Regions from separate parts of the Mus musculus genome. Here all the other regions are linked to region 1. The links are chromatin loops, found by intact Hi-C in ENCODE. Cell type or tissue: heart. All regions are shown on one strand.

Region 1 (8,000 bases):
AAGTGCTGGGATAAAAGGCGTGTGCCACCACGCCCGACGATATTTCATTTCTTTATTGAGGGTTCTAGATAGGGAGAGATTTGGGCACATGCAAAACATATTGTGAACATGTCCTAATTTTGATCAAGGTATTTCCTTCCTTAACAATTAGGATATGGATCACAGCAATACTCTAGGAGGTATAAAAACAGTGACAAAGTCATATATGACCAAAGCGTGTCCAGAGGGTATTATCTTCCTCACTGAAAAGTGTCCCCAATTTAACATTGTATACCTTCTGTAAGCAAATGTTGCTTTAAAGCATTTCTGAAGTTCATATTATCTTAGGTTAAAGATACATCAATTTTTTTTTTTTTGTCAGAAGAAACGCCTTCCCAACTAGGTTTATAGATTACAAGATATAAGGACAAGAAAACTCCCAAACATCATGAGGATGTGTGTGTGTGTGTGTGTGTGTGTGTGTGTGTGACCTTCCATAAAGTGTTTATAAGTAAGGCAGAGGAACTTCTGCAGAGAAGGCCCTTCTCAGGCCTTTTATCTTCTATAGGCACCCGTTTTCATTCTACTCTGACACCGAGTCTATATCTGTTTGTACTCAAACTTTATGGAACAAATGTATACTGGCTCAGGCAAGTATCTAGTGCAAACTGCAATGCTACCTTGAGCCAGATTCTCTATAGGCTTCCAGGAAGCTTTTGGACAAAAGCAACTGGGTGACTTGCAACCTTGACAGAAGATTTTTTCCCAGCTGGGCATGGTGGCACACGCCTTTAATCCCAGCATTCAGGAGGCAGAGGCAGGTGGATTTCTGAGTTCGAGGCCAGCCTGGTCTACAGAGTGAGTTCCAGGACAGCCAGGGCTACACAGAGAAACCCTGTCTCAAAAAAACAAACCAAAAAAAAATATTTTTCCCCATTTCCTTGTGTGTGTGTGTGTGGTGGGGAGGTTAGGGTATCTCCAACATTAAGAGTGTGTGCTATGTGCAATAACAATCATGCAGCGCACTATCTCTTCTATTGTAAACATACTCCAGAATGAAATGGAAGCCTAATAACAAATTAGTGAAAAGATCTATATACAGTTTTTAGATCAAAGCAAGAACTACTTAGCAGTGTTTAAATGCATCTAACAAAATCCACAGCATATATACAAGTTCAGTTCTCCAATTCTTCTACTAAAAACAAGAACCTCGTAAAAATAAGTATATTTGGAAACAACTACTGCTTTAATAATATCACTAAGGTTGAAATCAGATTCAGAGGTCTGTGAGGAGCCAAAATATTCTAGAACCCACCTGGAACCACTGTATTTACAAACAAAGGTGACTGGAATCGGAGTAATTTCTGACAAGCTTTTCCCTATGGTCAAGTCTGGGTCATAGTACTGATGTTTACACATATAGTATTTATTGCTACTTTTTTTCTTTTTTTTTTAGTGTCTTTTTTATTATCAGGTATTTTCCTCATTTACATTTCCAATGATATCCCAAAAGTCCCCCATACCCTCCCCCCCACTCCCCTACCCACCCACTCCCACTTTTTACTTTTAATGATTAAAAATTTTACTTGAATAGTTAACATTATTGCAATGAGCCTTGTTGATGAATGTAATCCATCAAAAAAAAAGCTGTTTAGAATTGTCTACTTTTTGAGTGTAAAAAGATGCACTATGTTCATAGCAGCCTTATTTATAATAGCCAGAAGCTGGAAAGAACCCAGATGCCCCTCAACAGAGGAATGGATACAGAAAATGTGGTACATTTACACAATGGAGTACTACTCAGCTATTAAAAAGAATGAATTTATGAAATCCCTAGGCAAATGGATGGACCTGGAGGGCATCATCCTGAGTGAGGTAACCCAATCACAAAGGAACTCACACAATATGTACTCACTGATAAGTGGATATTAGCCCAGAAACTTAGGATACCCAAGATATAAGATACAATTTGCTAAACGCATGAAATTCAAGAAGAACAAAGACCAAAGTGTGGACACTTTGCCCCTTCTTAGAATTGGGAACAAAACACCCATGGAAGGAGTTACAGAGACAAAGTTTGGAGCTGTGATGAAAGGACGGACCATCTAGAGACTGCCATATCCGGGGATCCATCCCATAATCAGCTTCCAAACGCTGACACCATTGCATACACTAGCAAGATTTTGCTGAAAGGACCCTGATATAGCTGTCTCTTGTGAGACTTTGCCAGGGCCTAGCAAACACATAAGTGGATGCTCACAGTCAGCTATTGGATGGATCACAGGGCCCCCAATGGAGGAGCTAGAGAAAATACCCAAGGAGCTAAAGGGATCTGCAACCCTATAGGTGGAACAACAATATGAACTAACCAGTACCCTGGAGCTCTTGTCTCTAGCTGCATATGTATCAAAAGATGGCCTAGTCAGTCATCACTGGAAAGAGAGGCCATTTGGACTTACAAACTTTATATGCCCCAGTACAGGGGAATGCCAGGGCCAAAAAGTGGGAGTGGGTGGGTAGGGGAGTGGGGAGGGGTATGGGGGACTTTTGGGATAGCATTGGAAATGTAAATGAGGAAAATACCTAATAAAAATATTTAAAAAATGCTTAAAACAAAATAATTGCTGCTCTCCCGCATCTGGTGCTCCTGTCATATTGTTCGCCAACTATAACTGAACCGCCCTTGATTTGTGCATGTCTTAGCTGCTGCCTCAGAATCTCCCTCAAAGCCTGGCACTTAATAGGAGTTCAGTAAATACTTGTCTGTCCTAAAAATATGGACCCCTTCCCTTTTCTAGGTGCATGAAACATCTAAGGAAAAAGCTCAGCTTTTCTTGGAAGACTGTTGGCTGTCTTACTAAGACACAAGGAAATGAGGCCATAGGGTTATGTTTACACTCAAGCTTCAAATTCCAGTCTGGAACACCTCGGACACGTTGCAGTAAGCTGCAGGCAAAAGCTCCTCTCACCTACAGCAGCCAGAGGGTGGTACCAGATGCCTAAAAGGGGGGTGAGATTAGGAAGTGATGGGGCCTTCTGCCCACTGCTTGTTAACTCATGCTTCACTAGACCTCCAAACAGCATGTTATGTGTTTGGGTTACTAAGATGAACAAAACCCGCGTGTACACTAAGGACAAGCATTCGAAAAATAAGACAATCCTCGGCTCCAGTGCAGGGGCGGGGATTTGCGCGAAGGAGGCGCCAAGGTTTCGCGAAGCGGGAGAAACTTGTCCCACGGTCCCACCCACCTCCCCAAGATGGCGCCTGCCGCAAAGCCCATTCCGCGCCAGCTCTACTGGAAGAGTCCTTTTTCAGGCTATCGCTTCGGCCAAACTCGTCCGGAGCGCAGAGGAGCCCGAGGTTAACGAGGTGCCATGCATTTCGGCAGGCTGCGTCCCTAAAGGCCAGTTCCCAATAAGTACAGACACGCGGCGGCAGCCGGGCTCCGAGGCCCCGCCCCCTGGCCGCGCAAGCGTCGCGGACCTTTGACGTCCCGTGGGCGGGTCGGCGCGACCCGCTACGTTGCCACCCGCGCGGACAATGGCGACTGCATCAGCCTGAGGGGGACTTCGCTCTCAACTCGTTGCCTGACGTGGCGGGGAGGAAGCTGTGGCGCCTCCGGAACCGGCCGCAGCGGTGACAGCGCGCCTGCGCGCTTCCGCCTCGCCCTGGCCCCAGCAGCGGCGGCGGCGAGGCCCTGCGGAGCCCGCCAGGTGGGTGGCAGCGACAGCGCTGACCATTTGTTGGCGCAGGCGTGCACGAGGGGGGCGGGCGGGAGGGCGGAGTCTGGGCGGTGCCTCGCAGACTTCCCAGGGTCTGCTGGGGCGCTGCGGGAGGCGGCCCGGGAGTTGCAGTGCACAGTCCAAGCTCTGCAGACCTCTCTTTCTCTGCTCTTGTCCAGCGCCCTCTCGGCCTCTTCACTTCTCTGACCGCGGTGTCCGGGACTACGTGAGAACCATGAGTGGCAACAACTTGAGCGGGAACGATGAGTTTGATGAGCAATTGCGAATGCAAGAATTGTATGGAGGAGACCCCAAGGAAGGTGACACCCAGAATGAGCCCTCTGGAGAAGCCCATTCTTTGGGACAACCACCAGATGACACTCCTTACGAGTGGGACCTTGATAAGAAGGCTTGGTTCCCTAAGGTAAGAAAGAGTATCGGAGTCCCACTGCGGAGCGGGGCCATAGGGTTCACTGGCAGCCCTTGCGGGACATTCCTCTTCTGTTTGCTCCACTGAAGTACTAGGTCTCTGAACCGGTGGTTGGTGGCTAGTCTATTGGTTCAGTCTATTGCATTCCCGATGTATAAAGGAAAGTAAATCTTAGGGTGGTGCCTTAAGTGATTTTTTTGTGCCTTATTAATTTGTGTATGTATGTGAAGGTCACAATTCGTTTTTATCTTGATATTTTTACTGCACAGAGGAAGAACACCAAGGAAATCACATTAGTAAGACTTTTATCCTGTATAGCCAAACTTAATTTACGCTTCCTGTACATGTTTGTGTAGAATGCAGCTTGTTGATTTACAGGGTGGAAGAGGTGTCATTCACCTCTACTGAAGAAACTTTTCTTGATTCTTGTTTTATCTATTAAATTTTGTTCCAGGGCATCTGAGTTCGGACCCTATAACCACAGGAATATGACTAGGAATGCACAGGAAATGAATGAAAGAGATCTATACATTTGTACTTGGGAATTGCTAAGTGTTTAATTTCAACATGGAAATAGCACAAGTGGTGTTGAACCTGGTCTTGTAAACTGTATGGTAACTGTACTCTGTTAGTCTTAGCCTCATAGGAACTTTGGCATCAAAGGGAACTAACAGCGCGACAAGCGACCGGAGAGGCAATCACACAAAACTTTTTCCATTGTGCAGGGGGATTGATTGTTGGTTGAAAAATTTCAGCTATTTATTTGTGCATATTTTAAGCATCCCAAACTGTAAAAATTTACAATTGAACTTCTGGACTGGCAATGCCCACTTGACTGTACATGTGATTTCTTTAAAGAGCGCTTTTAGTAGTCTGACAAACAATTATTTGGTATCTGGGTACCCAAAAGTGGATTCGGTGATGAAATTACTAGTTGACTTTGGGTTTTACCATCTCGTTTATTCAATACTTTTTTTGTTTTATGTATTGGCCACTTTAGTCATATACACTGTAGAGAAGTAGTAATTTATAAACATGTAGGAACGGGTGATAGCATCACTTAAAACTATGCGTGTTGTTTTGGCAGTCTGTGCACCTTTGTCCTACTTTGATCACACTACATGGTGTCCATATAAGGAGACTGGTCTTGGGTTGTACTTGAATTAGTACAGCTGCTTGTGGTGTAAACACTTGTTTTAAGTTTTAGGTTATATTTCTGAATGTACAGCCTTATACCACAGTTTCCACAAGTAAATTAACCTTGTCTGCATGTGTTTTGACTTCTCTATTTAGATCACCGAAGATTTCATTGCTACGTATCAGGCTAACTACGGCTTTTCTAGTGATGGTGCATCCAGCTCTACTGCGAACGTCCAGGACGCCAACACTAAGGCTGTAGAAGAACCTCCACAAAAAGAAGTCCCGGAGACCCCTGACTCCAAAAGGAAGGGGGAAAAGAGAAAGGCTGAATCTGGCAAGTGGTCCTGTCCTTGCCAAACCTGCCTTTAGAAGTGAGATAGGAAAAATTTGTAAATCCGTTTTACATTTTGCAGAATTATAATAGCGTTGAAAGAGCGATGATGTGACGAGTTTTCACTTTCAAATAGGCGTAAAGTCATGAAGAACAGAGGTAGCCCTTTTTCTTTTTCAGAGCGATAAAGGTCATTCACAGTCGAAAGGTTTATGTATTTTGCACGCTCTGTAGTGATTTGAATTAGTCGTCGTCTTCTGAAATAAAGAGAACATTCTAAAACTTTGAAGAAACTGCCATTGCCAAGATTTCATAATGTAATTCTTGTTTCTTTCGAATGTTTTATTTATTTCCCTTTGATTTTTTTAGGATGGTTCCATGTTGAAGAAGACAGAAATACAAATGTATACGTGTCAGGTATTTATACTGTTGCAATGCCGTTTTCATGTTGGAAACATTTAGTGTTGAGACTTTGTGCTAAGTGAGTTTTAGTTTTGGTGGGTTTTGTTCACCTGCTTTTGTTAGCTAGGAATTTACTTAGTATGGAATGAAGAAAAGTTATGCAATGTTACATGCTGTTCTTATGCCTGCCTTAGATAATTTATAGCAGTTTGTTCCTTCAGATTTAGTGAAGTGTAAGCATAGCATAACTGATATTTTTTAGTGTATAAAATACAGTCTTCACATTTATAGATAGGAAGTTTTTGTACTCCTTTATACAAGTCAGCTTTGTATTCACGTAGAGGTTTCAGGTTTCTCATTGGTAAAATGCTAAAAACTTTTACCTTCATTAAATACTTTGAAATTGTTCTCTGAAATTACAGGTCTCCCTCCAGACATCACAGTGGATGAATTTATTCAGCTCATGTCCAAATTTGGCATTATTATGAGAGATCCTCAGACTGAAGAGTTTAAAGTTAAACTGTACAAAGATGATCAAGGGAATCTTAAAGGAGATGGGCTTTGTTGTTATCTGAAGGTTGGTATTTGGTCAAGTCTCTCATCCCTTCCATTTTTAACCCAGGAAGCAAGGCTCGAATATTAGAGATACTAGCCCAAACCACCAACCATCCAAAGCAAAATACAAAGAAAATAGGTCACCTTAGTGACACTAGGATTATTTGCTTGTTTTAAGAAACTGTTTGCTACAAGATCAGCATGCTATATAAATAGGTAATTGAGGGGCTTCTCTTTTTTTTTGGTTTTTCGAGACAGGTTTTCTCTGTATAGCCCTGGCTGTCCTGGAACTCACTTTGTAGACCAGGCTGGCCTCGAACTCAGAAATCCGCCTGACTCTGCCTCCGTAGTGCTGGGATTAAAGGCGTGTTCCACCACGCCCGGCGAGGGGCTTCTCTTATCTTCAAGAATTTCACTGCAAAGACCTCTTCCTCAGTGTATGTAATCAAGAGTGTAAAAATCTGAGAAGAAAAAAGCCATTGACATTTTATTTGCACATTGGAGTGAACTGGAATGGAGTCTAGCAAAGTCGTGACTGCTGTCTGTTTTTGCAAATACAGTTTTGTTGGAACACAACCCCACTGGCTCACTTATGTTTTTGTGTCTGGCTACTTTCATGTTTCATCAGAAGCATTGAGTGGTTGTAGCGATAACCCTGACTCTCAAAGCCTAAACTGTTTACTAACTGGCTCTTGACAAAAGGTGTTTTCTAACGCCAAATTAGACTAGAAAGGAGATGGTGAATTATACTTACTGCTTCAAACACCAGGGAAGAGAATTAGAATGGAAATTGGCAGAACTGTGTATAGTCTTTTCACTGCAAATTGTACAGGCCTTGATTGATGTGAAAGGAAGCTATCATTTCTGGGAACACCAGTCAGTCAGTCATCTTCGTGGCACTTGTCATCTCACCTGGCACAAAACAAATGGCCACAATTATGACATATGCATTTGTCATAGAACCTGAAAATAATTACAAATCAAGTAAAAAATGATAATGTGGTAGTATAACTATCATAGGTGTGTAGTTAGTGGGATCAGAAGAAAGTAGGCTTGAGATGGCAAGGTTTGGGGTTATCAGTTTTTAATCTGGTAAGTGAACCCTTCCATGATCATTTGGGATGTTAATCTTCTATGTTCATATGTAAAATTTGAGAATTTTACCAGCACAAAGTTGACTAAAAATCTGTGAATTGAATTTTAAAAAGAACAGGGTGTTGATGGGAACTTAAAAAAAGTTTTTCTTTTATTTATGTATATACATGGGGGGCATTTATATATGTGCTTATGAATGCTGTTGCATACAGAGGCCAGAAGAAGATGTTGGACCTGTGGAGCTGGAGTTATAGAGTGTTATGAGCTACTGGGCCTGCTGGGAGCTGAACATGGGTCCTCTGCGGAAGCTACCCATTATGGCTTCTGGGAGCTGAACAAGGGCTC
Region 2 (8,000 bases), 180 kb after region 1:
TCAGTAAGAAAAAAATAAAACACAGGACCTTATTTATAAAGCACTGTTTATTCTTGTTTATTGAAAATGTCCATTTTAAAAGTCTTTAAAATAAAAACAAGTTTAGAAAATCTGAGCTCCTATAAGAAGGGACATAACAGAGGGGAAACTGAAAGGCCCCTAAGGGCAGCAGTTTACTTCCAGAGTATTGTAAACAACACAACTATGGAGACATGACTGTGGAGTTAACATGGCTTCATTTCCTTTATATTATTTAGTGTGTAAGCATGGGCAGCCCACTGCACAAGTTTCCTTATCCAGAGTACCAAGGGCCTCTCCTCATAAGGGCAAAGTCCCCAAACATGCATATGTACACATCCTTTATGAGACCTTTCAATGTCTTAAGCAATGAACTAAATTATTTGGCGACCACAAAAGTGGTTTTTCCTATGGACAAATTTTGCACATTGATTGCCAACTATTGACCAAGCACAGACAGGACAAATGGGAACATGTGGGTTGCTACTGTTATTCCTTTTGTAAAAATGTTTTACATGAAAGATGTCTCATAGAAATCTCTGGGCTTAGAAACAGGACAGCTGTTCTTAGCAACCTTTACTCTCTAAGCTGACAAAGATAGCTCTATGCGATTGTCTGAGGTTGGCCTTTAGGAATACTCCACATCCTGTGGGTGCTATAATGTTGGCCATGTAACATGAGATAATAGCACTGTACCATAAAGTTATGGAAACTGTGAGAGCCTCCATATCACAAAGGAAAAGGGCTCCTCAACAAGCTTTTAGGCCTCAAGGTTGGTTTTGAAACAACCCTTACAGGGCCCAATCAAATAATATACACGTAAGCCTTTGGTTGGCTTTCTGCATCTTTTTCCAGTGACTTTGCCATCTGGCCAAGTTGTGCTGTCATCTGAGGAGGTAGGTGAGAGCTGTGTTCCTCCATCCTCAGCCCATTTTGACTTGTGTTGAATTTAGGTATACAGTGTTCTTCTGGGGCTCTCTGTGAAATCTGCTTTCTCACGGGTCACTTTTCTGGACCACATACAAAGTCAATGGTTTGACATTATAAACAACTTGAACAAACTAGTTTCAAATAGTCAGCTTCACTGACAGCCTGCTCCAGCTAGGAGGGGCCCTTTAACTCAGGGTCTATAATCTGGATCATCATCCTAGAGGCCACTGATGAGTCCAACTTCTCATTGCAGAAACCAGAGCTTGGTGAGATGGGATGGAAGGTGTACGAGGGCACAATATTTTCTCACCCAAGTTGTTTAGAAAGGTGAAAAGGTTGTCATGGGAATATTCAAAGTAAAGTCATTGCTCACAGTAACTGACAAGATAAGCAAAGCAAATCCATGATCATTGACACCCCACTTTGTATGGCTGGCTAAAAGCATGGGGTTGAGGGGAGGTAGAAAACTTACATAGAGGCAGAGGGCTGGGCTGTAAAGCTACGCTATACTAGGGATAAGTACTCCATCAAGCTGCTTTGCCCTGCTGCTGACGGAGGACTGCCTGAAGCAATTTGCTGAGAGACTTGGTGCTGGTGTGGATGGTTGGAGTTCCTACCACACTGACTTTAAATGGACAACAGCACAGAGGGCAGAGGGCATAAGGGCACTACACTGTTCTTGATCTCAACAGACAACATGGGCAATAAGTTCTTAAAGTACTGAAGGGGGCCATATGATAGTAAAGGGAAGTGCAACTGGGTCACTGGGCAAAGGTGTTCATTTTCACCTACTCTATACATAGCCTGAGAAGCTTAGCCTCCAGCGAATTAGGTAGTAAAGGGCTGTTGGGCATAGCAAAGTATTGGGGCCATTTTGGCCACCACGTCAGGCTATTTCCCCCTGTTAAAACAAGTGTCAATCAACTGATAACCAAGCAATAAACTCTGAATCAAACAGTGGAGGGGGAAGGGGGAGGGGAAGGGAGAGAGGAAGAAAGAGAGAGCATCCCAACACCACAAAGCACAAAGCTCAAATGCACAGTGAAACCATTCAGCTGGCCACTTTAAGGAGTGCTGAAGGCACTGTGCTCAGCTGCACAGTGATGGTTACTGGAGAATCGAGGTCTTGCTGCTGGATTCAGATCGAATGCATTCATCTGTTTGTTTCAACAGCTTCCGGACCAGCTTCTCTAGGTCCTTCCTCGACTTCAATTCTTCTTCCAGACATTGCTTCATTTTTTTATTCTCCTTGAAGGGAAAAGAGTTATTAATCACTGAGCTAAGGCAGCCCTTCTCGGGGTTCCTCCCCCTCCTACTTCCCCTCCTCATCATAGCATCCTTCACACTGACTACATATTCTGAGAGCAGGCTGTCTCTTGGTTCTCTGCCTGTGTGTAAGCAGCCTCCTACACTCTTCACTTTTCTCCAAATGTCCTTGCAGATGGAACCTGCTGCACAGACAACTTGCTCCATGCTTTTTCATTCAGGATTACTTTTCTTTCAATGCAAGCATGTGCTAAGAGGCTCCCCAAATATCTCTGGTGCCAACTTCATCTTCTGAGTGCCAGACCCATAGGGCCATATCAATGGGGCAGGTCAAATACCTTAAACTTATTATGTTCTAAAGGGAACTTAGTATCACTTCTCCCACTACCCGAAACCTCTTCCAGTGCTTCTGGATCCTTGAGAGGTTGCCCACCATAGCAAATTAGACAACCAGGGAAGACGCTTCTCTAATGTCTGTTCTCTCCTGATCCTTGCCCTGTGCCATAATGTGCCATAAGCCTCGACTCTGCAATGTCTCTTTATATTTGCTCTATTCCTCATGGCCTCACTGGCCGGCCTCAGCTCTCGACTTCACCATGCCTCATCCAGGATATGCTAAGCATTCCACAAGTGCTCCTGCAGGCTCTCGACTCCCCTCTTCCCTATGCATCCCCTTCTCACAGGTACAATCAGTCTTATCACATATGGAACATAGGACCACACTGCCCATAAATTCACAAACCACCACAGACAACTCTCTCTTCCATCTTTCCTTACTAACTTCTTTCCTCTTTTATATCTCCTTCATTATTCCCTTTATTTGTTTTCATGACAAGGTCTTGCTATACCAGACTAGCGAATCCATGATGTCCTTACCTCAACCTTCCTAATGGCTAGGATTGCAGACAGGTACCACCATACCTGAGCTTGCTTACATTTATTAAAAGATGTGTGGGAACAAGAAAGCTGTATCTAAGTTTGGGACTCTGCTGTATATATCTAAATAGAAAGGCTCAGAAATTCAAGGCCATATGGTAAAATAAATAAAACCCACCTGATACCACAAAGAAAATAGCAACCCTCCCTTAGTATCTGCTCCTGGGCTCTTCCTGAATCCCTCTCCCAGTGGCAAAGAAGACAGAGCAATTCTATTTTTATCTGAGAAGATAGCTTTGGTAATGCATTACCTGCTTCAGTTCCTTGACCTCATCCTTCAAGGCATAGACAGTATCAACAAGGCTCCTAAAATATACAGAGCAAATTTATAAATGAATGGTTGGTACTGAAGTGCTGATAAATAAGGAGCCTACCATTCTATATAAATACAGAGATGGAAATATCAGTGGGTTTCTACTTGATGGGGAGAAAGAATGACCCACATCCTTTCTCTTCATAGGAGGAAACCTCTCATCACATATGCTCATTTCAACACCATGTTACAGCATCATTTCTATACTGCACAGTTCACTTCTCAGTCCCAGCTCATGTGACCAGAACATAACAGATTGCAACAATGAAATGTGTTTTCTTTTTCAATTTGAGGACATGGTAGACAAATTTGAAATGATATATTTAAAGTATAATATTTAAAGTATACAGCTTTGGTGTGTTTGTCTTATGAAATTATGTCATAAATGAAATTATTATCACAACCATCACCACATGTATTTATAGCTACAATTTGTGTGTGTGTGTGTGTGTGTGTGTGTGTGTGTGTGTGTGTGAGAGAGAGAGAGAGAGAGAGAGAGAGAGAGAGAGAGAGAGAGAGAGTATTGGGAACACAGGAGGTCAATGCTCTTAGTAAATTTCAAGTTTAAAAAAATATTGCTATAAAAAAAAAAGCCGGGCATAGTGGCGCACGCCTTTAATCTCAGCACTTGGGAGGCAGAGGCAGATGGATTTCTGAGTTCAAGGCCAGCCTGGTCTAGAGAGTGAGATCCAGGACAGTAGGGCGATACAGAGAAACCCTGTCTTGAAAAACCAATATATATTGCTATTAATTATAGTCACTGTTAGATAGACTAAAACTTACCTATCACCCTATACAAATGAACATTAAACTTTTTTTTTATCACCATCACCTATTTCTTCTACCCCCTCCAAGCTTCTGGTCTATTCTGCTCCTATGAGTTCAATTTTTAAAAGAGTCTCATCCTTTGGTTTTATTGCTGCAGCTTTAGAGTAGGGGTAAATATTACTTACAATATAATTAAAGCTATGCTATCACAAGACCCTATATATGCTACAATAGCCATGCTATGGTATTACTCTTTATTTAGCTAACCTTTCATAACAGAGAATTAGGACATTAAAAAAATAATAATTTTTAAAAAATGATGATGAAGTTCCCTGGTTAGTGGTGGCATTCCTTGTTTCTCGATTTCTTCCAAATCAAGGAACTTTCAGATCAGATTTTAGTTGGGGATTTTTTTTTAAGATTAATTTTTATGTTTGATGTGTGCGTTTATGTGCATGTGAATGCAGGTACTCAAGGAGGCCAGAAGAGGGCGCCAGATCACCTAGAACTGGAATTTCAAGCAGTGTGAGCTAGGTGCCCTACCTGTGTCTTGTGAATTTAACCAGGGTCCTCTGAAAGATCAGCTGGTGCTCTTAACTACTGAATCATCTCTCTAGGCCCTAGGTTTTCGTTTTTATTCTGTCACTTACTGTCATTTTGAACATGTGTAACCAGTTTTCTTTTTGTCTTGTCATGGCTACTACTTACTTTATATATGAAATAAGGATAATACTACATCCCTTGCAGCCTTCACAAGGCTAATGATGACTACTATATCAATAATAATGTTCTTAATAACAATAATTACTATAGATGGGCATACATTTTTGAGTGCTAACCTTTATAAAGGTTATAAAACATTTTGTGATCAAAAAATAACACAGAAAGTATCTCCATCACTCACATTTTACAGATGAGGAAAACAAATTCAGAGAGGTGGAAGAGCTAGCCCAGGGTGACACTAACAATAGCCCAGGCAATAACCCTGACAATACACAGCAAATTGAGAGAAGAACTTGGACTCTAGCCTGTTCTCTTGAGCAGGACTATGTATGTGCAGCATCCCTCCACGGCCTTTGCATCAGCTCCTACCTCCAAGTTCCACCCTTGTTTGAGTTCCTGCCCTGGCTTCCCTAGACGTTGGAGAGTGACCTGAGAGTTGTAAGCTGAGATAAACAGTTTCTTCCTCCAACTTGTTCATGGTTATAGTGTTTTATTATAGCAACAGAAGCCCTAAGACAGGATGTCATGCCTACTTTAGGCCCCAGACATGTCAAGAAAGCAACATTCTCTACTCACTTCTCTTCAATGATGGTCTGCCCATTACTTCTGGTTTCTTCAATAATGAGTTTCTCTTCCTCGGGGAGTAGAACTTGTGGAACAGAATCTTTACGAGTACCTGTAAGTGATGATCACGATCATGTAAGATGGGGTAGGGAGTTATCAGAGGCAGACCTAGGTATTTGTTCCTTTCTATTGTAGTTACAGCAGAGACATTCTTCATGCCCTTGTACTCAAAGGGCAAGCATGCCACTTTTACACTTCCCGATAGGGGACTCTAAATGACCAAATGACCTTATTTTGTCTTCAAGAAGGGGAACTGATGTGGTAGGAGTCCCAGACTTTTCTGTTTTCCCTTTCCCAGAGCAAAGAGCTCATCACTGATCACCCAGTCTCTGCATGCCTCCAAGAGTCACACAGCACATCCCATGATCACTGGGAATTCTTTAATTTCAGTGAAGATCGGGCTGAGAGGCAGCACTGCTCTGGGGTACAACACGGCAAAACGGGCTGCAGAAGCAGCACTCGTTCCTTCCATGGTCCTCTAGGAAATGCAGAGCAGCCTAAAGCTATTTTGGTGGTGGGTACAGTGGAGATGGGAGATTATCTCAGCAACAAAACTCAGGTTTCTTCACTTCTCTCTGCCCACACTGCCTCTCCAGCCTGGCAATCTAGATCCTTCCTCTCTGGGTTCAGAGACATAATCTTTGGTCTGTCTAAGCCACTGTCTAGGTCACTGTTTTGGAAGAGTATCCTGCACAGAGGTATACATTCACTGCTTTCCTTGACCACTTCCATTTCCCCAGAGGGAAGATGTGTTTCCCTTTCTGTGTTCGGAGAATGGCCCTTCATCAGTATGCAGAAGATAAATGGATGGATAAAAGAAAGCCAAGAGCAGTCATTTCTAGGGAAACAGGACATTAGACTGGCCCATGATGCTGCTGAAATGTTGGCCACATCTGAGTGTCAAGCGGGATACTTCCTACATGTCCAAGGGAATGTAAGAAGGAGGAACAAAACTGCTCTTTTTCTTAGGGCAGATCACATGCCTGAGCTTTTACCTCTGAGTACAGGGCTAGACACCAAAGTAGAAAAACAAGTGGCTCAGAGGTGAGGTAAGGTCAGATTTTGTATGAGGGATGCTCTGGTGTCTCCTCGTCCCCATTTCCACCCTACCTTTCACAATAAAAACTTCTCTCACTCTCCTCCCCCAGCTCATCAAAACTTATTAGAACCGAGCATGCCAGAAGTGCAGCCAGGTTGCATCTGTGGTACACTGTCCCTGTTCACAGTGAAATGTATTGATTTCCACATCAAATGCTTTCCTTTTGTGACAGCCTGTGAGATGTGTTACTTTGTGTTAAGGCAGTCTCTTATGAAATCCCTCTCATTCCGAGTAAGCAGCTGGTCAGCAGCTGTGAATACTACAGCACCAGGGGATGTTCATTCCCTATGCAGATGAGAAAAACTCTCTAAAGGGGCCAGTTCAGTAATGGCGTAAAGTCTGAGATGAGAGAAAACGAAATATATAATCTATGTGACCTAGAGTGCGAAGAGCACAAGGGTTTGTCAAAAGGCATCACCCAGCTTTCAAGGGTATAACCTAAAAGCTGTTTAGGCAAATGCCCAAATCTCACAGCTCCTTGAGACATTTTATACATTGTGAAGTCTCAGCTGTGTAGCTACATTTTTCGGATTTTCAGAGCAACTTTGAAACCCAAGTCTGATGAAGCATCGCTCACTTCAATACATAGCTGATGAGAGATAGTATTCTGACTTCCTTTCCTATTCTGCCTATAAGACGAGATTAGCATCAGTTTGCAGACACAGGAACTCTCTGGGCTCTTTAATTCCTAACTAGTGCTGGTGGAGGTATCTGTGTAGATCAAAAGAGAGTGACTTTAAAAAAATTTTTTTTCTCATTTCTATCACCTCTAACATTTTCCCTCTTGCATCTCTTTCTCTCTGGGTGAAAAGCAACAGTTCATAAGCAAACCACCCAGTAACTAAAGCACCTTATCTGAAAGATTCAGTCCTGCACTTCTGCTCTGCATTGAGTCACATGCTTTTCATACCCTGCAAACCCAAACCCCATCTTATTGAAGGTTTTTTTTTCCTTCTAAGAGACAGTGAGCACTAAACAATAAAACCCCATTCATTAGCAAAAGCAGTGTGGCGAATTCTAATTGAGCCATTACCTTGTTGAAAACTGGCGCTGGTGCAATAAGCTTCGATCACCTTAAGAATCTGAGCATCCTCTTCCAGGGCAGCAGTACCTGTCAAATTTAATCAGTAATAACTTTTGCTACATATATGACCCCAAACACTCAAAATGATGTGTTGTGCCCATCACTGCCAAGGGTTCGCAGTGTTTCTGAAAGGCAGGTAGAAATTTGTTCAAGCCCCACGAGGCAAAAGAATGCTATCAAGAATAACCCCAAGAGTTCTGGGGTCATTACCCAGGGGAAGGAATGTTGCTTTGAAGTTC
Region 3 (8,000 bases), 170 kb after region 1:
AAGTACAAAGTGAATTCCAGGTCAACCTGGGTTCCATAAAATCTTGTCTTCCCCCAAAAGGGGATAAATTCAGTAGACAGAGGCAGGTAGATCTCTGTGAGTCCCAAGCTAGCCTAGTCTGCATAACAAGTTGTAGGCCAGCTTCTGTTTTCTTTTCTGTCTCAAAAAAGAAAGCAGAAGTGTAAGTGGGTAATGTATTTATTAAACTGAAAAGAATCTGGTCCTTTTTTTCTCATTCAAATGGTTCAAAAGTGAAAACATCACAAAACAAACATCCTTTATAGAGAATTTGGGGTGCAATGTATCAGGTGCAATGCCTTCCTGTGCAAAAAGAGGAGCCTTAATCAGTAGTATCTTATGCCATAACACATGTAAGACCATCAAATAAAACAATTAAATACCTCAAGAAAGCAAATATATCAATACTTTTACTTCCCCCTGCCTCCCACCTTTCACCCCCATCAAATCTAGCTGTGGAAGCTGAGATTTGAAATCGGGTGCACACACCACTTTGAACCCACTCAACAACTTGGCAGAGAAAAGGGCACACTGTTGGTGGGGACTCTGCCCTAGCCGCAAGAATATGGGTACTTTCAAGTTGGTGGCACCCACTACAATGGGAGATCAAAACACAGTTAAATGAACACATGGTTTATTTTCATACTTCCCTGCCTATTTTAGGCTTGGTCGTGGGAGGCAGGTCAGGTTTGCAACAGCATGAGGTAGAAGGAAGAAGTGGGGTCTTGACTCTGAGCTGACGCTAATCTAGGTAAACTGACAACTCTAGCTATGTAACATTCATGATAAGTTAAATGTTTGCACTCCTGTTTAGCAAGAATTTTATAACATTCATAAATCTCAAGTCATTTATGCTTCATTTTAAAACCATGTATTTATTTATGTTTGAGTATGCCTGTCTGTGTGAATGTATGTACACATATAAGAAGGGTAGTGGAGGTACACAAAGATCAGATGACGGTGTCCTTGTCTTAGCACTCTCCACCTAGTCTCCTGGACTAGGAGCTTTCCTTGAACCTGGGACTCAAGTCTTCTCATGTAGGTTGGGTACCAGCGTGTCTCAGTGATCTCCTCTATGCCTGACCACCCCAGTCCCTTTTGTGTTGTTGTTGTTTTGAAACAGGGTCTTGCTTAGCCCTGATAGGTCTCAAAGTCAGTATGTGGCCAAGGATGACGTTGACCTTGCCTTCATGATTCTCCTGCTTCAATGTTGTCTGGGAATTTTAGGTGCATATCACCAAGCCTGGCTAATCATTTGCACTTTCTTAAATTCAATGGTAAATTGGTTTGGAGAACTCGAAAGGGAGGAGAAATTTTGCTGTTACATGCCATTTTATTTAACCTTTTCAGATCTCTGAAACATGCTGTAATACTGTCCCTGTTCTGTTGATTCAGAGTTAGTGTCAGGTTCCAATCTGGGGAGATCACGTGATGTGCCCAAGTTTGAAGAAAACCAAGGGGGAAAAAAAAAAACAAACCTCTGAAGCCCATATAAACTTGGTCTCTGTAATCCCTTGTGCCTCTGAGGGCCATAAAGTGCGTTGAGAATTCATTCTCACATGAAGTCGGCATCTGACCTTAAACCTTATTTCCTGTTAGAATATATGCCGTGCTGTGCTTAAACTGACCAGCGATTCCCTCTCTTTCTTACAGTTCTACAGTGGGCCAAGAAAGGATATTATACCATGAAAAGCAACTTGGTAATGCTTGAAAATGGGAAACAGCTGACGGTTAAAAGAGAAGGACTCTATTATGTCTACACTCAAGTCACCTTCTGCTCTAATCGGGAGCCTTCGAGTCAACGCCCATTCATCGTCGGCCTCTGGCTGAAGCCCAGCAGTGGATCTGAGAGAATCTTACTCAAGGCGGCAAATACCCACAGTTCCTCCCAGCTTTGCGAGCAGCAGTCTGTTCACTTGGGCGGAGTGTTTGAATTACAAGCTGGTGCTTCTGTGTTTGTCAACGTGACTGAAGCAAGCCAAGTGATCCACAGAGTTGGCTTCTCATCTTTTGGCTTACTCAAACTCTGAACAGTGCGCTGTCCTAGGCTGCAGCAGGGCTGATGCTGGCAGTCTTCCCTATACAGCAAGTCAGTTAGGACCTGCCCTGTGTTGAACTGCCTATTTATAACCCTAGGATCCTCCTCATGGAGAACTATTTATTATGTACCCCCAAGGCACATAGAGCTGGAATAAGAGAATTACAGGGCAGGCAAAAATCCCAAGGGACCCTGCTCCCTAAGAACTTACAATCTGAAACAGCAACCCCACTGATTCAGACAACCAGAAAAGACAAAGCCATAATACACAGATGACAGAGCTCTGATGAAACAACAGATAACTAATGAGCACAGTTTTGTTGTTTTATGGGTGTGTCGTTCAATGGACAGTGTACTTGACTTACCAGGGAAGATGCAGAAGGGCAACTGTGAGCCTCAGCTCACAATCTGTTATGGTTGACCTGGGCTCCCTGCGGCCCTAGTAGGCCAAGTTCTAAAGTCTCCCACGGAGAATTGAGAAACTCTGCCTCCACCTCCCCCCCCCATACCCCAACACTCAGTATTTCAATGTCTCTACTCTCTCTTTCCCTCTCTCCCCTCCCTTTCGCTCCCTCCCTCTCTCCCATCTCTCTCTCTCTCTCTCTCTCTCTCTCTCTCTCTCTCTCTCTCTCTCTCTCACACACACACACACACACACAGACATACACACACACACACACACACACACAGACACACACACACACACACACACACACACACACACGGAGTCAGGCTATTGTTGGCTGGTTCTCTTATTATCTACCCTGTATCTGTCTACAGCACTGTCGGGTCTGTAGACAGGAGCTCTTGGCCTTCCCATTCCTCCTGATGGAATGACTATATTTAAAGAAATCTGTTGTAGCTCCCTGAAATCTCCATTGTTTCCATAGTGAACTTAATGATTATGTTATTATTTATTTTTTGATTAATAAAGACCCTCTAACATTATTGTTGTTGTATAGCTCTCATCCAATTTGTGGGGAGGAAGAAGTATTTGGAAGGAATTTTGCCAACTCTCTTTGGTGGGAGGCTGTTACCATAAGCTTAGTTCTCAAGCTGAGCATACAACAATTTATACCGTAACAACATTCTCTCTGCAAGTCTGCTATGGCCTTTGATAGATGAGACGGAAGTCTGGTCAGTGAAAAGCACTCGTTCTCTGTTCCCACCTTGCTCTGGAATGGTAGAAGGGGACTGGAGAGAGAGCCGTAAATGAGAAGCAGGAATCAATCTTTCTAATAGCTGTGCTCTAAGCAAGAAGAAAACAGAGCTGGAACAACCTGAGGGTGATTTTTGGCTCTGAGCCTTCCACTGAAGCCAGGGGGAATATTTCTTGCTACCTTCAACTGTGATGTAAGAAATGATAATGTAAGAAACTCAAGAGTTTAACCGGTAGAATGTTTTGATTAAAAGAAGCACATCCATCTAAAAAAATTACTAATGTAGGAATAAAAAGGCGAAAGTGTCTTTCCTCTTGTCCTTGCTCTTCAGTCGTATGGATGACACAGCTGTATCTTGACGAGAGCTCTTGTAATGTGAAGACTCACTGAAAAGCTGAAATTGTGCTCGACAAGCCTGTGTGTCTATACACATTCCCCAACAAGAGACTTTAGGTATGAGCAAGAATGATGCTTGTGGATTTAGTAACTCAGTAGAAATATGTGCGCTGTGCCTTTGTGCCCAGAACTGCAAAGGAGAAAAAAGCATCAACTGATCAAACTCTGCGTAAGCTGCTTAAAGGACATGATGCAGCAGCCATGGCGGCCTAGTAGATTGTGGCCATGATGCTCTTACAGTGTGGGCCTTCCTTAGGAAGGCCAGAATCCTACGTCTTCTTGAAAGAAGGCATTAGCTCAGTCAAAAGGGAGGGTAACAACATATGTATCATAATTCTTTCTTCCTTACAACTGATGTCCATATTGTGGCATAATCTTTTTTTATGCAGTTTGTTTGAGTTAGTGAGAATAGGATGGGCGTGCGACATCACTAGTTTAGTAGTGTGTCACCTGGAGAGATAGATTTTATTTTACTTTTTATACACTTTAAGATATAATACTATTCCTTCCCCCTTCCCTTTCCTACCTACAGACAGATGCCCAAAGTCCCTCCCTCCCCTTCCATGTCTCTCCACTCTCAAATTAATAGTAGTCTCTTTTTCTTTGATTATTAGTATTACATACATATATTTTTGATTATTAGTATTACTATATATATGCATAAATATATAAATATAATCCACTGACTCAATTTTTGTTGTTTACATGTGTGTAGTTTCAGAGCTGACCACTTTGTAAACAGTATTTCCTAAAATAGCTGTACAAACAAGAACATAACACCCCAGGCATATTTTTTAAAACTCTTTGTATAGTCATGTTTTCTTGTTTAGAACATTGCTCCAGTGTTTCAGCCTACATTCTTGTTCCTTGGGAACCGTTATCTTCCAAGCTAGTTCTACTTCTAGTAAGGAATTTGTTCAGAACAGCTATATCCAGCTGGGTATGGTGGTGTGCACCGGAGATACCAACATAGCTTTGGAGAGATGAAACAGAGTTGCAGCAAATTCAAGACCAGCCTGTTTTACCTAGTGAAATCCAGGCTAGCCAGGATATTGAGATTCTTTACATTAATTAATTAGTTAAATGATTGTAAACAGAAGTAATAGCGTTGATATAAAATGCTGCATTTTCGAGGCCACCTTCTCCTCTCCTAGAATCTCTACTGCCCTCTAGAGCTGCTTCCCACAGCTCCATCCCAGATTTTTTTTTTGACCTTGCACTCCAAACAACCAAGCCCCCAAGCCTCTCACCTTGTTTCCTCACAAGGTCTCCTCGCTAGTTCAAAAGCCTCTAACTCCAACAATTCACCGTCTCCTTCTGCCCTACATTCCCGAGGGTCTCTCTGCTCGCAATAGGCACGGCTTTAATAAACACTTTCAAGTTACTAATGAAATACTTTTGAGGTAGGGAGAGTTTGGAGTTTGATTTGTTTATTTTAGCATTTGGGGGGGTGGGGGACAGGGCCCAGGCTGGCCTAGACCTATGTGTTTTTGCAGGACTTGAATCCATGGTGATCTTCCTGCTTCCAATTCTCATCCTCCTGGGATGACAGGAGTGAGTCACCTGAGTAATAGTTTGGGTTTTTATATCCCCTAGAAGTCCTCTACCCCTCATCAGTGGGCTCAGGCTCTCAGATCCAATGCATGCAGATGGAACTTTGGATCTTGCTACCTACGGGACAACATCTTCTGTCAGTGTTGCTTATTCCACCAATTGCCATCTTCCTCTACCCCACTTACCAAAGCAGAAACCTGCCTTGAGCAAGGATCCTCTTGCTTCCCGCTCCCACATGCTGGAATTAGAAGCCTATGCCACTGTACTGGCTAGTTTTGTGTCAACTTGACACAGCTGGAGTTATCACAGAGAAAGGAGCTTCAGTTGAGGAAATGCCTCCATGAGATCCAACTGTAAGGCATTTTCTCAATTAGTGATCAAGGGGGAAAGGCCCCTTGTGGGTGGGACCATCTCTGGGCTGGCTGTCTTGGGTTCTATAAGAGAGCAGGCTGAGCAAGCCAGGTGAGGCAAGCCAGTAAAGAACATCCCTCCATGACCTCTGCATCAGCTCCTGCTCCCTGACCTGCTTGAGTTCCAGTCCTGACTTCCTTTGGTGATGAACAGCAGCATGGAAGTGTAAGCCGAATAAACCCTTTCCTCCCCAACTTGCTTCTTGGTCATGATGTTTGTGTAGGAATAGAAACCCTGACTAAGACAGCCACCATGCCTGCTTTGTTCAGTACTAGGGGATTAAACCCTAGGCTTTGTACATGCTGGGAAAGCAGTGTGCCAGCTGAGCCCCAACCCCTAGCCCATAGTGCTGTCTTGATAACCATGGAAAGCTAAGGGAAAGAATTGAAATACACTCTCATTTTTGTTTTGTTTCCAAACAAAGAGAAAATGAACAAGGTACAAAATATTGCAGTCTTTGCTGTTTGGAAGGAAGCAAGGAACCACAAGATGCAAATGTCTGCTGTAACATGCTTTCAGATCAGGAGTACCCCACTTAAACAGAAGTAGCAGTGCCCTCCTGGGCTTCCAGTGGGAATGTATTTTGTGGTGTATTCAATCATTGCCATTGGAGCAGATTCTCTATATGGAGAGTTGCTTTCTCTTTGAAGAAGAAACTTAGAGCTGAGTGTGATTGCTGTTCTGCTAGTCTTGTAAGATTGTGGTTAGCTCTGGAGCTAGCCAGATAGAGTTGTAGTCCAGGCTTCACAATTTGTCAGTTTTATAACCATGGACAAATCGTTCAACCTGTCAGTAACTGTCCACATCTGAAAAGTTGGCTTTTGTTTTTGACACAGGGCCCAGGTTGCCCTAGACCTATGTGTTCCTTGCAGGGCTCGAATCCATGATGATCTTCCTGTCTCCAATTCTCCTAGTGAGGATATTATTTTTTGTACAGTTGATAGGGTTGATGAGGTCAGCAGAAAACCCCAGTAGACTGCTCTCTCAGGCTCATCACCAAACGAAGCACACTGTGGAACCCAGAGCAGTGGTCTGCATTCCGCACTGCAATTGGGTGAGGGAAGGGGGCATCCTAAGGTAGATCCCACTTGGTGGCTCCGACATCTGATAGCCCTTACCTGTGAAGTGGAAGGAAGAAAGCACCAAGTGTGGAGTGAAGTGAAAGCAAAAATACAGAGGAAAGAAGCTAGCAGGAGAGAGACAGACTTCTGTGAGGGAGGGAGAGGAAATGGAGGGGGAGGGGAGAGAAAGGGGAAGACAGAGAGAGAGCACAAAGGGCCATGTGCAACCGTGCACACCTGCAAATCTGTAACTCTAGCACTAGGGAGGCAGAAAACTAACAAGTTCAAGACTAGCTTAAGATACACTTGAGTTTACTCAGCCATGTTTGAGCTACATTGTGAGATTCATTCAAAAATGAACAAACAAAAGACCACTTCAGTTGCAAAGAATAGAGTTTGAATACAACAGAGAAGCCACTTTGAGGTATTGAAAAGCAATTCCCTAGATTTGACAAGTGTTCACTGGTAGACTAGAGATGTAGCTCAATTCATAGTGCATGCATATCATGCATGAGGCCCTGGGTTTAATACCCAGTACGTCATAGTACCTGGCTTAGTAATGCACATGTGTAATCCAAGAGTTCAGAGGCAGTGGAAGCAGAATTGGAAGTTTAAGGTCATCCTGGGCTACATGGTATATCTGAGGTCACCCTGGAGTACACAAGATTCTGTCTCAAACAAACAAACAAACTCAAAAATAAACACAAAATGGAGCTTTCTGCGGATTTCACAAGGGTTGTTTAATGGGCACAAAAGGCAGAAGAAATGTGGTATAGAAAGCTCAGTTCCAAGAGATAGACCAGAATATAGGCTCAAATCACACCCCTACCATGAAGTACTATATAATTCAATATCTGGGTACTTTTATTCACCTGTTAGATGGAGAATAACAGCAAGAAAGACCTGACAGTGTTGTTCAAGGTTTGATGAGCCTAAATATGTGAACTATTTAACCAAGTGCTAGTATGTGGGACTTAAATTTAACTATTCAAAGCAAGGAAGAACCAGTAAGGCAGCTCAGGCAGACAGTTAATTTAGTCTCTCCAAAAATGTGGGGACAAGGAAGTGAAAGGCAGTGGTATTCTGGTGAATTAATGGCTTCACAATCATTCCACGGAAGTTGTGACCCAAATACTACTATGACTACTGCCTGTCACTGCTACTGCTGTAGTGTCACCCACAAAACTTGAGCAGAGACATAACAATGTGGACTACAGAGACCAGAATATGTTGGAAATGTCCTACAGGCCACCGGAAGGCTGTCTAAATTAATACTCTCCACTCCACCCCAAATATTGGCATAAATGAAGTATATGCGAACCCTCTTTGAATCCAGAACCCTTGTTGCAACTTAACAAACTG

The links. A loop is a pair of places that touch in the nucleus more often than their neighbours do. Peaks named below come from ENCODE experiments on the same cell type or tissue, not always from the same donor. Only the 100,000 strongest peaks of a DNase experiment are listed, where the experiment ranks them.
Region 2: a loop joins it to region 1, with 2.7 times the contacts of the local background. A loop is called at or near these places in 2 of 42 quality-filtered maps.
Region 3: a loop joins it to region 1, with 1.9 times the contacts of the local background. A loop is called at or near these places in 2 of 42 quality-filtered maps.

Annotation. Positions count from the first base shown.
Region 1 is chrX:57,050,073-57,058,072 of GRCm38, forward strand. Htatsf1 (HIV TAT specific factor 1) reads left to right here and starts at 3,498. Exons shown (of 10, transcript NM_028242.2): 1 at 3,498-3,693; 2 at 3,882-4,126; 3 at 5,426-5,606; 4 at 5,973-6,020; 5 at 6,428-6,582. The coding sequence starts at 3,938. In heart, no CTCF peak of the experiment used is centred here; DNase peaks (open chromatin) are centred at 3,289 and 3,629; H3K4me3 peaks cover 2,329 bases; H3K27ac peaks cover 1,659 bases.
Region 2 is chrX:57,231,456-57,239,455 of GRCm38, forward strand. It overlaps Arhgef6 (Rac/Cdc42 guanine nucleotide exchange factor (GEF) 6), which reads right to left. Exons shown (of 22, transcript NM_152801.2): 19 at 7,711-7,788; 20 at 5,531-5,630; 21 at 3,402-3,456; 22 at 30-2,196. The coding sequence ends at 2,056. Among named protein-coding and RNA genes, the nearest start is that of Cd40lg, 23 kb to the left of the region's middle. In heart, a CTCF peak has its summit at 4,708 (motif pointing right); no DNase peak of the experiment used is centred here.
Region 3 is chrX:57,221,540-57,229,539 of GRCm38, forward strand. It overlaps Cd40lg (CD40 ligand), which reads left to right. Exons shown (of 5, transcript NM_011616.2): 5 at 1,672-2,503. The coding sequence ends at 2,048. Among named protein-coding and RNA genes, the nearest start is that of Cd40lg, 13 kb to the left of the region's middle. In heart, a CTCF peak has its summit at 4,775 (motif pointing left); no DNase peak of the experiment used is centred here.